2 separate regions of the Homo sapiens genome follow, and region 2 is linked to region 1. Evidence: chromatin loops called from intact Hi-C (ENCODE). Cell type or tissue: PC-3. All regions are shown on one strand. Links, peaks and the distances in the headings refer to the core of each region. The heading gives the core; the rest is flanking DNA. Region 1 has its middle 4.0 kb from the start of PLPP3. Region 2 holds the start of PRKAA2 (protein kinase AMP-activated catalytic subunit alpha 2).

Region 1 (5,863 bases), core at 1-2,500:
ACCATCTAGTCACAGGAAAACAAACTCAGGGGTCCCACTGATTCTACATTATGGTGAGCTGTATAATTATTTCATTATATATTACAATGTAATAATAATAGAAATAAAGTGCACAATAAATGTAATGTGCTTGAATTATCCTGAAACCATCCCCCCACTCCCCTCCCCGGTCCACGGAAAAATTACCTTCCAAAAAACCAGTCCCTGATGCCAAAAAGGTTGGGGGCTGCTGCCTTACACAGACAAAGTTTATTCATTACAGATTAATTATTAACATCTTAGCCTTTTCACAAGATGGCGCTGAAGATGAAGAAGGAAGCTCCTGCCCCCACCGAAGCTGATGCCAAAACAAAGGCTTTGGCCACAAAAAAAAAAAGATCCATATGGCACCCTCTTTCTGGTGGCCCAAGGCACTGTGGTTGTGGAAGCAGCCCAAATATCCTTGGATGAGCACCCCCAGGAGAAACAAGCTTACTCACTCTGCCTCATCAGTTCCACTGACCACTGAGTCTGCTATGAAGAAGATAGAAAACAACATGACAATCGAGATGGATTGATGGATAACAGAATGATAGATATGTGATAAAACAAGTAGAATAAAGTATTAATGGTGGATTCTAGGGAGTGGGCATATAAATGCTCATGGTAAATTATTTTCAACTTTTCTGTATATTTGAAAGTCTTCATGATAAACTATAAAGGAAGTAATGTGCAAAAACGAAAAAGGAAACAATTATACACTTGGGTTCATTGTGGATATCAAGGCCAACAAACAAGCACCAGATCAAACAGGCTATGAAGGAGCTCTATGACCCTGATGTGGCCAAGGTCAACACCCTGATCAGGCCTGGTGGAGAGAACACATATGTTCAATTGCCTCCTGATTTACGTTTCGGATGTGGCCAACAAAACTGGGATCATCTAAGCTGAGTCCAGCTGGCTAATTCTAAATATTCACCAGAAAAATAATCATTTAAAAGTAATAGTAATAAAGACTTGATGGCTCCTATCTCAGACTGCCTGGGTTCAAATCCAGGCTCTATCACCTGGCAGTTAAAGTTACTTAACTTTCCTGTGCCCCAGTAGCCTCATCTGTAAAATGAAAAAACCTTCCTTACAGGGATGCTTGGAATATTAAAGGAGTTAACACGTATCGAATAATTAAAGCCTAAAGGTTCAATGAGGACAGGAATTTTTGTTTTATTCATTGCCATATCCCTAGCTTATAGAAGAGTGTTTGGTACATAGCAGATGCTCAATAAATTTCTATTGAATGAATAACCAATATTAGGATAGTCAAAATCGAATCGCTGTTGGCTATTATTTTATGTTTGCTATAAAAGTTCTTAATTCCCATTTCAATCATTCCCCATCCCCCAATTACTGCCATTTTCACTTTGGGAGCCATGGCACTTTCCTATAATGACACAAGATGGCAGCATCACTCTCCTTTTAAGTTATCAGCCAAGCTCTAGTTGACCAGTTTTGGAAATTCTCTGAAGCATCTTTATTTGCAAGTTCCTCCATCCGTTCTAATTTTTTTTTTAATGAACAACATTAACTGTTTGAATTACCATAAGATTAGCTCTTAACTGCTCTAATTTCTAGCTAAGAAAAGATTACTACTTGTAAAAGGGTAAAAATGTTGACATGAATCCAAGACTGCTTTCCAGTACCACTACGATTTTGTGTTCTTAAAGCTCCCTTTTTGTAACAAAAAAACTGCTTGACAAATTATGAAGCCAAATGTGTTTCAGAGACACAAGGTGCAACAATGTTGTTCCCTTCCAAGCCTGTAAGAAATTACAAACAAAATACAACTTCCCCTCTGTCTCTTTACTAAAGACATGAAGCTAATTCTTCAGTCCCTCTAAGTTACTCTGTGAATTCACTGTTGAACAGCAGAAATTTCTGAGCACCTTTGAGTGTGAGACCTTGTGGGGTAAAGAAAAAAACCTTAGTTTAGAAATTAAGAGACCTGGATTCCAGTGGCTCTTCAGGAATCTCCTCACCACCAACTTTAATCAAATCTCCTATCTTTCCAAGATTCAATTTCCTTATTCTAAAACAAGGATAATAATCTCTGCCTTACCTATTCGGAAACAAGATCAGTGAATGTAAATAGCATTATAAACTGTAAGGGGTATAACTGTATTATAAATATTATAAACTGTAAAGCATTATACACTTCACCCTGCATGAGCTAATGTTAGAATCATTTTCATTTTACCTATGGGGAAAACCAGTTCTATCCAGTTAAGTGAGCTTGCCTCAGTTTTCTCATCTGTAAAATGGGACTAATGATAGCAACTCCACCTACTTCAGTGAGTTGTAAAGATAAAAATAAGATAATAGATGTGAAAGTGCTTTTAAAATGAAAGTACTTTCACTTGTACTCTCACAAGATTATTAGCTTAAGCAAATGGCTTTTCTTAGATTTCACAAACAATCCTGAAGAAAACAACATATAAGTAAATCGTTCAAGAAAATAAGTATTTTGAATTAATACTTTCTGAAACCTCAAGAAATTGCATATTTTAAAAAGACAGGAGTTGAGAGGCTGAAGATGTTATTTTATTCAGGGAAGGATGACTACAATTAAATGGTTATATTCAAGGTGGTACTTGATAAATGCTTTTTAAATAGCTGTATTTAAATGAGGTATTTTGTAGAAATAAAGTGTTCATTGAAAATATTAACATTCAACTTGCCAGACGCAGTGGTTCACGCCTATAATCCCAGCACTTTGGGAGGCCAAGGTGGGCGGACCATTTGAGGACAGGAGTTCAAGACTAGCCTGGCCAACATGGTGAAACCCCGTCTGTACTAAAAATACAAAAATTAGCCAGGCTTGGTGGCCATGCCTGTAATCCCAGCTGTGGCACGAGAATCGCTTGAACTCAGGAGGGCTGCAGTGAGCTGAGATCGCGCCACTGCACTCCAGCCCGGGTGGCAGAGCAAGACTCTATCTCAAAGAAAAAACAAAATTAACATTCAACTAATATTTATTGATTGCCTATTGTGTACCAAGCATTTTCAAATGTATTATTTCATTTTATACTTTTAAACCCTCCTCACAACTACAGAAAATGTCAGCCCCATTTAAAAGTTGAGGAAACTGAGGTTCAGGGAGGTTATTCAGCTTGCCTCAGGTCAAACAGCAGAAACCCTTCTGCTAATCCCCTGCCCCTTCCTGCCTTTTCTCAGGAGTATTACGGTAGATGTTTCCATTCAGTCCTCTGGAAGCACTCGTGATATCAAATCCAACACTTATAGCAGCAAGCTAGCAATTTTTGTTTAGTAAAAACCAGAGGTGGAATATGAATATAACAGTTTGGAAGAATCTGGATAAACAGACTCTTCTTAGTCAAAATGTCTATGTCTTCTTAAGTTAACTTCAATGGCTTAAGAAACTTAGGCTCTTACTTTTTGACCATACAATTTTATATAAAAGGGACTCAGCTACTTTCCTCTTCAATATTTCTAGAGCCAATTCATACCTTTTCAAAACTAAAAATAATTAATTATTAAATATTGGGAGTCAAAAAGAGAGAGAAAGAAAATTATGAGGTAACGAGAGATCTTAGAAATGAAGGCCATTTAAATGTTGGGAGGTATCAGTTATGTAAGAATGATGTGCTGTTGTTGTCACACACAATAAGTCAATCTTAAAAAGGCATTTATCCCTGCTGATATTATAGTTTTTATACAGACCAATTTAATGAACTGGATGTCATTTTGATGTGTGAATTTTGGTAAGTTTGTTTGCCAGAAATTCTAATTACTTAATTACCTTGAAATGACACCATTCTAAATTATCAAGTCTGTTTTATTGCAATTTATTTGCTGGTAAGATTATTCAACTTTAGGGTTTAAGGCAAAGAGGCCTTCAAGTTTATATGTCTGGTTAGCTGCTTTATTTCCCATTATCTAAAGAAATATGTTGACACTATATTTTATTACTTGTTCAAATCAGTTTTATAATAACAAGTATTTGTAGCGGTCCTTTGAAGAGTTACCCAAATATAATACCTGTTTGCATAGAACTACATACATCAATTAACACTATGATCTTTTAGTTATGGAAAAATAGCCCACAGAGCCTTATAAATGGAAATATAAAAGTCTTATTTAAACATCCATTTATTATCCCTTTTATCTGCTTTTGGAATAACAGGCTTTTTGAGACAGAGTCTCCCTCTGTTGCTCAGACTGGAGTGCAGTGGCATGATCTGGGCTCACTGCAACATCCACCTGCCCAGTTCAAGCAATTCTCGTGTCTCAGCCTCAGGGAGTAGCTGGGACTATGGGTCTGTACCACCACACCAGTATTTTTAGTAGAGATGGGGTTTCACCATGTTGGCCAGGCTGATCTTGGAGTCCTGGCCTCAAGCCATCTGCCTGTCTTGGCCTCCCAAAGAGCTACGATTATAGGCGTGAGCCACTGCGCCCAGCCAGTCTGACTTTTAAAAATATGTGTATTCTTAAATTAATAAAAGTCATTTCACAGATAAGGAAAAGCAGACAGGAAACATACAGGGAGGTACCTATAAAATTCATGTAGTTACTATTTCTTTCTTTGACTTAGGATTTCACCATTATTGATTGTGGTATTAAGGTCAAGGCTCTCGCCTCATGGAGCTAACAATGTTTGAGGGACAAATTATGACCACTTGCAAGTAAGACAAGCCACTATATTCCACTGCACATGACCCTGTCTTATTATTTCACTTTGCAAGTAATTTCATGATTTGCAAAGTGAAGTAATCAGATAGGGCCGTGTCCAGTGGAATAAGACCTTGAGTATCTACTCAAGGTCTTTTAGAGCTCCAAGGAGGGAAAGATCAGAGAGGCCTGCAGTTTCAAGAAAGCTTGCTTTTAGATTGGAATTCCAAAAGCATGGTTTGGTGACTAAGAATTTCAAAGATGACTATAATTACAAAGACAATTGAGTAGGCAAAGACCCTGGAATCCTGAATTCCTCTTAGAATGTCAGTAATTATGAACCTGGCCTTGTTTTGTTTCCACTCTTTTAACTTTTCAAGAGAAGGTGTTTCTCAAGAAAAAGCTATCTCAAGCATCTGCCTTCTGAACTACCCTGGCTTTTACCTGTGCTATTTGAATTGAGAGTGCTGTGTGTGATTTGCAGTTGGATGCTTCAGCTCCAAAACTTCTTGGGAGAGTCAGATCTTCTTGCTTCCAGAAGATAGCAATGTTGTCTTTCTTTGCAAGCCCCACTTACTAACCGGTGCTAACTTGAGCTTAATTCAGTACACAGCAAATCCCGTGCTAGGTACTAGAGAGATGCCGCGGCGCTGATAACCTACACAGTTTGCTAGTCTTTACCATCTGTAACACCAAATCAGGCTGACATAGGCTCATGCCTGTAATCCTAGCACTTTGGGAGGCCGAGGCAGGCGATCATGACGTCAGGAATTTGAGACCAGCCTGACCAACATGGTGAAGCCCCATCTCTACTAAAAATACAAAAATAGCCGTGTGTGGTGGCACGAGCCTGTAATCTCAGCTACTCAGGAGGCTGAGGCAAGAGAATCCTTTGAATCCGGGAGGCGGAGATTGCAGTGAGCCAAGATTGAGGCACTGCACTCCAGCCTGGGCGATAGAGTGAGACGCCATCTCGGGGGAAAAAAAAATAGTTAGAAGCAAAGAGTTGACAGTGAAGTTAATTCTGTGCAGGAATGAAGAAAGTACTCAGAGAGGAGGTGACATTTCAGAGGATACTAAAGCAAGAGAAGCATTTCCCTAACTAGAGGAGGAAAGGGTATGCATTATAGGCAGAGCGTGCAGGAGAGCAGGGGTGTGGAGTGTGAAAGGATTGTACCAGAAAGGGCAATTGTACCAG
Region 2 (9,696 bases), core at 4,012-6,511, 62 kb before region 1:
AACTCATTTGATCTTCATAACTATTCCAGAAGGTAGGCAGGACAAGTATGATCATTGCCATATTACGAAGGAGGAAACAAAGGCTCAGCATCTAATGGTTTTTCCCAAAGGTGAGACAACTGGTAGTAGAAATGGAATTAATTCCAGAGCTAATACCTTCTTATACCAATGTTTTCTTCTAGAACATCAAATCATTTGTACAAGTTCTCTTTAGTCTGGTTACTAAAGGTTACTGGCAATCACTAGTCAAGATTACCTTTATAGCCTGTAATCCCAGCACTTTGGGAGGCCGAGGCAGGTGGATCACAAGGTCAAGAGAGCAAGACCATCCTGGCTAACACGGTGAAACCCTGTCTCTACCAAAAATACAGAAAATTAGCCGGGTGAGGCCGGGCGCAATAGCTCACGCCTTTACTCCCAGCACTTTGGGAAGCTGAGGCGGGCGTATTACGAGGTCAGGAGATCGAGACCATCCTGGCCAACATGGTGAAACCCCATCTCTACTACAATACAAAAAATTAGCAGGGCGTGGTGGTGCACGCCTGTAGTCCCAGCTAGTCGGGAGGCCGAGGCAGTGGAATCGCTTGAACCCAGGAGGCAGAGGTTGTAGTGAGCCGAGATCGCGCCACTGCACTCCAGACTGGTGACAGAGCAAGATTCTGTCTCCAAAAAAAAAAAAAAAAAAAAAATTAGCCAGGCGTGGTGGCAGGCGCCTGTAGTCTCAGCTACTGGGGAGGCTGAGGCAAGAGAATGGCGTGAACCCAGGAGGCGGAGCTTGCAGTGAGCTGAGATAGCACCACTGCACTCCAGCCTGGGCGACAGAGCCAGACTAGTCTCAAAAAAAAAAAAAAGATTACTTTCATATCAGTAAACACACTGAAATCACTAGTATTTCTAATAAACATGGGTTAAAACTGGTAGAATTCAGCACATTTTATAATAAGAAATGAAAGATTGAGGCATCCAAGTAAATGTTGGAAAAGTAAAAATATAAATTTTAATCATCTATATATGGCATTTCAAAAAACGTTATTTATCTCTAAATATGGACTGAAAGACATTTAAATCTTATTTTCTCAATTCTGATAAATATGAGCAGACATAGAAAATTATATCCTTGTAGGTTTGAAACTCAGAACATACTAGGCATTTTGACTTTACAGTCCATAGAGCAGAGACTTTGCAGTCTGAGAACCCTGAATTTGATTGCTAGCTCTACCACTTAATAGCACTGGAACTTTGGACAAGTTACTTAAAGTATCTGATTCTCAATTTCTTCATTTGTTAAATGGAGATAATACCAAACTTAGAGGATTACTCTGGGAATAAAAAAAAATCAAGTGCATATATCATACAGTGATTAGAATATAGTAACAACTTAATCAAATTGTACCTTTTATCACTGAAGTATTGAAAATATGTTTCCTTTTCCCCTGTTCTACATTACATCTACATTTCAGACTCAGGAACTCAAATTTTCATTAACCAGGATGAATAATTAAATATACCCATTTTTTTGGAGTTAAATCTTTTAAAAATCGGTTTAATGATAGCATTGTAAAGGACCTCACAGATTCGCTACTCCAGTGTTATCCTTTAGGAGGGGAAGAAAACAAGGCCCAGGGAGTTAAATTGTTCAGGGCTTCCACACTAGCACACAAGTCAAGCAAGGGACCAAAATACCACAGACATAACTTTTAGCTCCATCAATTGATGGGACAGTTGTGTGAAATTTGATTTATCATTTAGGACTTGATATTTACATTTCAAAATAAGGTAACACTTTTTGTTTGTTTGTTTAAGTTTTGGTTTATCCTTCCTGTTATCTCAAAAACAAGTGGGGAATTAGTAAAATATTTACTTAATTTATTGAAAGCAGTCTGTAGGCCAGTCATGTAACTATTTGAAAAATGGAAAGGGTAACTTCTTCGTGAGACTTTGCCGACAAGAAAGAACCTAAGTATCCCTTGGTGTACAATTCCAATGAAGAATATTTATTTCATAAACCACATATGGGTAAACATATTTCTGGAGTAAAATGTTGAAAAAAATTTGTTTAAATCATAAACCACATATATACTACTACTCATCTTGAAAATGCAGGCTTCTTTTTAAATAAATAATTAGCACTATAATTTTGTTTCTTCAATCAGTCTTTATATAACACAAACAACAGGACCATTCTTCTAGAATTTCTATCACCTTTAGAGAAGTTAGATAAGAAATGAACAAGTCTAATTACAAGAACTCTCTAACAGTTTTACCCTACCCAGAGTGAGAGCCTAAACAGTCAATATAGAGAAAAATTTTAAATAGATAAAAAGCATTACTTTTAAACTCTGTCAGCCCATATAATCTGTTTCCAAAAACAGTCCCTCAGCAACCTGATAATACAATAGACTAATGAAGGACAAAATTTAAAACATTTTAAATAAGGCTTTATTAACAAATACAAAGATTTCCATATACTTTTAAAAAACAAATTAAAACTACTGCTGTTAAAACTATTCCATTTTCAATTTTTGCTTTTTGTCCCTAACTTTGGTCCATAAATTGATATATCAACAACTGAAGTTAAAATTTCTTTATTTCTTTTTTTTTTTAAGACGGAGTCTCGCTCTGTCACCCAGGCTGGAGTGCAGTGGCACAATCTCGGCCCACTGCAACTTCCGCCTCCCGGGTCCAAGTGATTCTCCTGCCTCAGCTTCCCAAGTAGCTGGGATTACAGGCGCGCACCATCACAGCTGGCTAATTTTTGTATTTTTAGTAGAGATGAGGTTTCACCATGTTAGCCAGGTTGTTCTCAAACTCCTGACCTCAAGTGATCCACCTACCTCGGCCTCCCAAAGTGCTGGGATTACAGGCGTGAGCCGCCGTGCCTGGCCTAAAATTTCTAAATCTATAATTAGCATAACAGTCAAAGTTGGGCATGGTGGGACACATTTGTAATCCCAACACTGTGAGGCTGAGGCAGATAGACTGCTTAAGGCCACAAGTTTGAGAACAGCCTGGTCAACATAGTCCCTAAAAAAAACTAATTAATAAACAAATAAGAAAAAGGAAAAAAGTCAAGAGAGAAAGCACATAAAATGTTCCTTACTTCTCCATTTCCATGTTTTTATAACCATTTATCTAACTATCTATCTATCTATCTATCTTTCTATCAATCAATCAATCAATCAAAGACAGGGTCTCCCTATGCTGCCCAGGCTGGTCTTGAACCCCTGGGCTCAAGGGATCCTCCTGCCTTGGTCACCCAAAGTGCTAGGATTACAGGCATGGACCACCACACCTGGCCAAGCTTTTAAAATTACATCATCTCCTATTAGCTTTTTTAGTAGAAATTCATTTTGCAATGTCTAAAATCTACAACAATTAAAAATGCACCTGCATTCAACAAAAACTGCTGAGACAATTGGTTATCCACATGGAAAAAGTTAACCTTACAACCTCATCTCACACCATACATAAGAATTAACTCAAAATAGATCACATAGTTAAACATCAGGGCTAAAATAATAAAATATTTACAAGAAAACATAAAAGAAAATCTTTGAGACTTGGGCTAGGCAAAGATTTCTTGCCTATGACATCAAGAGCATAGTCCATAAAATAATTTTAAAAACTAATAAATTGGACCTCATGAAAATTCAAAACTTTTATACTTCAAAAGACACAAGAAAATGAAAAGACACAACAGACTGGAAGAAAATATTTGCAAAATATATCCATTAAAGGATCTGTATCCACAATTTACAAAGAATCCTCACAACTCAACTTATAAGATGACAAGTAACCCAATTAGAAAATAAGCAAGAGATATAAACAGACATTCCATCAATGAAAATACATAAATGACTAGTAATTACGTGAGACAATGTTCAACATCATTAGTCCTTAGGGAAACGCAAAATTAATGCCTCAATGAGATACTATTTCGCACCCACTAGAATGGCTATAATAAATCAGGCAGACAATAACAAATGTTGGCAAAGATACTCAGAAAAGGGAACTTTCATACATCTTTGATGGGAATGTTATAAAATGGTGTGACCATTTTGGGAAAGTGTTGCAGTTTCTCAAAAAGTAAAACATAAAACTACGATATGACCCAGCAATTCTACTTCTAGTTATTTACCCAAGGTGTATGAAAACATATGTCCACACAAAGACTTACATGTGAATATTCGTAGTGCCATTATTTATAATAGCCCAAAACTTGAAACCATGACCATCAACTGGTTTTGTATAGACAAAATGTGGCATATCCACACAATGGAATATTATTCAACTATAAAAAGGAACAAATTAATGGCACATGCTATGTCATGCATGAATCTCAAAAGCATTGTTAAAGAAGCTCGACACAAAAGATGACATATTGAACGATCACGTTTATGAAGAAGAGCCTAGAAAAAGCAAATTTATACAGGCAGAAAACAGATTAGTGATTTCCTGGGACTGAGGGTAGAAATGAGATTAACTGTGAATGGGTATAAAGAATCTTACTGTGGTGTCCTCAAATGTCCTAAAACCTATCTATAATGATGGTTGCAACATTTGGCAAAATTAGTAAAAATCACTGAATTGTACACTTAGAATGGATGAATTTCATATATAAAATATACCTAAATAAGTTGTTTTCTTTTCTTTTCTTTTTTTTTTTTTGAGATGGAGTCTTGCTCTGCCGCCCAAGCTGGAGTGCAGTGATGCAATCTTGGCTCACTGCAACCTCTGCCTCTCGGGTCCAAGTGATTCTCCTGCCTCAGACTCCTCAGTAGCTGGGATTACAGGCGCCTACCACCACGCCTGGCTAATTTTTGTATTTTTAGTAGACATGGGGTTTCGCCATGTTGGCCAGGCTGGTCTCAAACTCCTGACCTCAATTGAACCGCCCGCCTCAGCCTCCCAAAGTGCTGGGATTACAGGTGTGAGCCACAGTGCCCAACCATAAAGCTGTTTTCTAACAAAAAAAAAAAACATGACTTTTTGTTTCGCTTGTCCCTTGAAGAATTATATGAGTAACAATTGTACTAATCCTAATCTTGGATAGGAAACCATGGTATCACTTTTGAGAGGATCTAACACAGTGTTAGGAAAACTCCTTCAACTGGTTGTTCATTGGACAGAGGTTCTCCAGGAAAAGAATTTCTCATAAATCAAAGTTCTTTCTGTTTATATTTTAAGAAGCCAGTGCCTGGAAACAATTCAAAAGTACATACAAGAGATTTAAGTTGTCTTTGGCAATGGACTGATTGATCTGATGAGTATTCTACTCTACATTCAGATTACAGTATATGAACTTAAAAAGACAAGCAAAAACTTTTAACACAATATGAAAGGACATAGGGTTAAGTTATATAACTTTGTGTGTACATGTCCAAATGTCAAAGGCGCTGTTTGCTTGAGCAACTGTATAATGTTGTAACACAATAGTCCTTAATAATAATACTAAATGACAAGTAACATTACAGGCATTAATCCAATCCCTGGATTGTCCTGTATTCATCTTAAATACATTCTAACTATCCACTCTACTTATAAGGTCTTTCAAAAATAACCCAGGACTTTATAACCCTCACAGGACAGCAAAGAATTTTACAAACTTTTTAGGTCTTTGCAAAAATACCACCTTGTCTGACCACCTTATTGAAAACTGCCAACCTCACAAGACTCTCTATCTTCCCTTCCCTGATTCGTTTTTCTCAATAAAATTAAACATACCTTTTACATATATATTCTGATTACTGTCTGCCTTCTCCTACTAGAAAGCTAAACAAAAAGATCTGTTTTTTCCTTGCTGTATCCTCATTGCCTAGAACAGTGCCTACCACGTTGCAGGTGCTCAGCGTTTTTTGAACACATGAATGAGTATTAAATATGTGCAAGAAAACAGGAGCTGATTCTTACCAAAGGAATGAAAAATGAGTCTCTTCTACTCATTCAACAGCCTTGACTTGGGGTTAAAATATGAATTTTACAAGGAAATAGAGACCTCAGAATAAAATTTCCAGACTGCCTACCCAGCATTTCTTCAGCAAAGAGAAAAAATAAAGGTCAATATTTCACTTATAATTCTGGATTTGCAACAAAGTATTTTTAATAAACAACTGTCTCTATTCTGGAGAGAAGGCAGGTTAATTAAATCACATGTGACTAATTAACAAAAAAGAAAACAAATGAAAGTTCCATACTTAACTATTCTTACTAGTTACTTAACTCGAATAAAGTATAACATTTCAAAAGCAGCCTGTTTTTCTACATTCAAAAGGGGATCCTATCTCCATGAAGACAGACCTTAGCAGAATATGCCTTAGCAGTCCTGACCTCCTCAGCCTCAAATCCTCCAAACACCAAGGAAACTTTTTCTCTCCCTTACCCTAGAAGTCTTCCCATAGCCATTTTACAAACACAAACACCTTCAGACCTCTCTGTTTTAATTAACCTCTGACCCAATCCAGCTGCATTCCAGCGTTAAACAACACCCCAGGAAGAAAGACTCACAACCTCTGGCCCCTGGAGCATCCCCCAAACAGTCACCCCCAACAACCGAGAGTCCTGGAACGTGAAGGAATCTGGGGATGGCAGGGACCTCCCAGCAAGACCAGAATTGGAGGACATCTTAGACTTCACTCTGGTACTGACCATTTCTGTGTGACCTTGGGCTTGTTACTACATCTCTAGGGGTCCTAGTTTTCTCACCTTTAGGGTGAGGACAACATGTTGACCAAGTCACTGTGAGGATTCAATGAGATTCCATGTAAAGCACCTAACAGGGCACCCGGCACGAAACGGCGCCTCAGTCCTCAGTAGCGTGGATGATCCCCGCCCTAAGCCTACAGGCTCAGAGCTGGAAGGCGCCTCGCAGAACGAGTCCAGTTCTCCCGATTTTGCAGAGGAGGACACTGAGGTCCAGAGAACACAGAAGTGCCTTGCTCCGACCTCCAGAAAGGCAGATGGGCGCGGAACCTGGAACCCAGGACGCCCATCCTCAGCTCACACCCCCGCCCTCTTCCCTGGACCCTGTGGGGCCCGGGCGCCGGTGCCAGGCGAGGCGGTGCGCGCCACCCTCCCGGGGCCCCAGCTCCGCGCGACCCGGGACCGCTCCACCTGCCGCCGAGCCCCGCGCCCGCCGGAGGCCCGGGGCTCCCGCCTCTCCCCTCGGCCTCCCGCAAGTCAGGCAGCCCCGCACAGCGGTCCGGAGCGCGTACTCAACTCTTCACTTTGCCGAAGGTGCCGACGCCCAGCGTGTCGCCCAGCACGTAGTGTCCGATCTTCACCCGCCCGTCGTGCTTCTGCTTCTCAGCCATCTTCGGCGCGCGCGGCCTCGCTCCACCGCCTGCCGCTCCGCGTAGCCGCCGCCGCCGCCGCCTACCCACAGTGCAGCGGGCCCTGCGGGCGAGGGGGCGGACCCCGAGCCGCGAGGGGCGCGGGGCGGGCGCGGGGTCCCGGGAGAGGGCGCTGGGCGCTTCGGGCCCAGGTGGGAAGCAACGGGCGAGCGGCGGGCGGGGCGGGGCCGAGGGAGGGAGCGCGAGGCGCCCGCTCCCGGGAGTGAGAGGCTCCTGCGGCGGAACCCGAAGCAGCGACAGCGGGGGCCGGGGACGCGGGGCGCTGGGCGGGAGTGCGGGAGGGGCTGCGCCAGATGCGCGGGGTCCGAGTGAGGGGCGGAGGCGACAGGTGCTGCGAGGGGGGTAGGCGAGGGTGCCGAGGGAGGCAGGAGGCCCTTTCTGAGGAAAACCGAAGGGGGTGAAAATAGGGGGTGAGACTGGGGCCCGATCCTAGGGAATGGAAAGACTTGGAAGTCAAACTGGAAGAAGAGACGGGCCTCGCATGTCGGGAGCGAGGGGCTGTAAAAGGGAAGAATCGGGAGGGGAGACTGCGGGAAGGGCCCTGGCCAAAGGGGCAGTGGCAGGAGAGCCTCTAGGAAGCTCCTCAAGTCTCGTCTGAGGCTTTTGGATACAGGTCGCGGCACAGGGAGAATGCACGCAGCTCTGTGCTCTCTTGAATTGTCCTCCTCTACTTATTCTGTAATTCCCAATTATTTTGTCCTATAGATGGAAGAGACCCTCTCCGCCAGAGCTCTCAATTTTAACTAATTTGCCCACAGTTTTCCAAAAAATCTCAGTCACGGTATTTGCTCGAGTGTTTTTTAGCACATGCTTATATAAATATGTAGTTTTACCACGCGCTTATATAAACATATAGTACCGAAATGTGATACAGCTGTACAAGAAGGAAATGGGAAAGACGTGGAAAGGGAAACAATGTTCTGCCCACAGAAAGTAAAATACGTAAGCGACAGAGGAATTGTGAAGGGCGAGGCCAGTATAAGGTCACATATTAAAGGAAGAATAAATGTGATATAGAAGTGAAAAGAGTGGTAAGAGGAAATTAGAAGCATGATGCCTAGGCAGCGTGTTCAAAGACTGACCTCCCCACCCTCCCCCACAAAAAAAAAGAAAAAAGACTGGCAAAGAATTAGGTAATAAAGCGATTATCTCTGCCTCTCTTCCTTCTCTCCCGCCCTTCCTTCCCTCCTTCCTTCCTTCCTTTAATGTTGTCTCATTCTTTAATGTTGTTCTGTCTTTCAGTGATTAAAGTTTATTTGCTTCTCACCACACACACAAAAAGATTCGTATACAATATGTTTGTTAATTAGCTTGACTTATAGCCATTCCACAATCAATATATTTCAAAACATATACATACTAAATATATACAATTTTTATTTGCCAATGAAATAAAAAATTTTAAAACAGTAAAAAAAAATTCTGTTTGGGGATAAGTAATTAAGGATTAGTCAAACATTTATAGCACTGCATGCCAGTAGAGTTTCAAGGTCACATTCCTCAAACATGAAGTCTCTTGAACACTGTTTATATGTAAATTGAAATGTATTGATCAAAAAGAATAGGACACAACAAAACTTTGTTTTCTGATAAGTACTAAATATAGAAATTTCAAACATTCATTCTCATCCAAACATCAAGACAATCTGATGAGAGATGATCACAGCTTATAAATTATAGATATCACAGCTGTTAAACAGAGGCTATTTTTGTTCATTCTTCAGATCATCTTTCTTGCTGACAAGTATCATCTAGGAATCACTCTACCTCGCTGGCAATTTTGAGAAAATAGCCAGTTATTTTTGTGCTGAACTTTCATCTGGTTAAGGGTCATTCCTTCAGTAGTCAAGTGAGTAAGAAAAGACCTATTCTGCTTTTGAGGTATGAGATGTATATGTCTTCTGCTCTAATATCCCGTTAAAAGATGTTGAAAAGTCTTCACTTGAAGTTAGATGATTGCTTTCTTGAAGCTACATAAAGACTAACTGTAAATTGAGATTTCAAAGCATTTCGTACTGTCTTAACTATTTGTTGATAAATACTGTAAGTTAAATTATTATATACTTCATAACTATGATTCTTACATAGCTACTGTGGACTACCTTATAGTTTTGTTACTATGTGAAACATCTATGATACTTTGTTGATTAAGAAGTTCATTTAAACACAATTATTTAATTGTCATAAAAGAAAGATTATTATTCCCATTTTATAGATGATAAAACTTAGTTTTTCCCTTTCTGATTTGCCCAGGGCTAAAAAGTGGCAGAGTCAGAACTCATATCCAGTTCTGACTTGTCCTTCAGTCTGCCTACTATACCGCAGCTGCCTATGCCAAAAGAAAGTA

What was found. Peaks named below come from ENCODE experiments on the same cell type or tissue, not always from the same donor. Only the 100,000 strongest peaks of a DNase experiment are listed, where the experiment ranks them.
Region 2: a loop joins it to region 1, with 2.7 times the contacts of the local background. A loop is called at or near these places in 3 of 110 quality-filtered maps.

What each region holds. Positions count from the first base shown.
Region 1 is chr1:56,580,674-56,586,536 of GRCh38, reverse strand. It overlaps the pseudogene RPL23AP85. Among named protein-coding and RNA genes, the nearest start is that of PLPP3, 4.0 kb to the right of the region's middle. In PC-3, for the core only: CTCF peaks have their summits at 315 (motif pointing right) and 1,414 (motif pointing right); a DNase peak (open chromatin) is centred at 1,436.
Region 2 is chr1:56,643,002-56,652,697 of GRCh38, reverse strand. PRKAA2 (protein kinase AMP-activated catalytic subunit alpha 2) reads right to left here and starts at 7,384. Exons shown (of 9, transcript NM_006252.4): 1 at 7,217-7,384. The coding sequence starts at 7,310. LOC101929935 (a long non-coding RNA gene) reads left to right here and starts at 7,380. Exons shown (of 3, transcript NR_135111.1): 1 at 7,380-7,480; 2 at 9,074-9,198. In PC-3, for the core only: no CTCF peak of the experiment used is centred there; no DNase peak of the experiment used is centred there; H3K4me3 peaks cover 993 bases.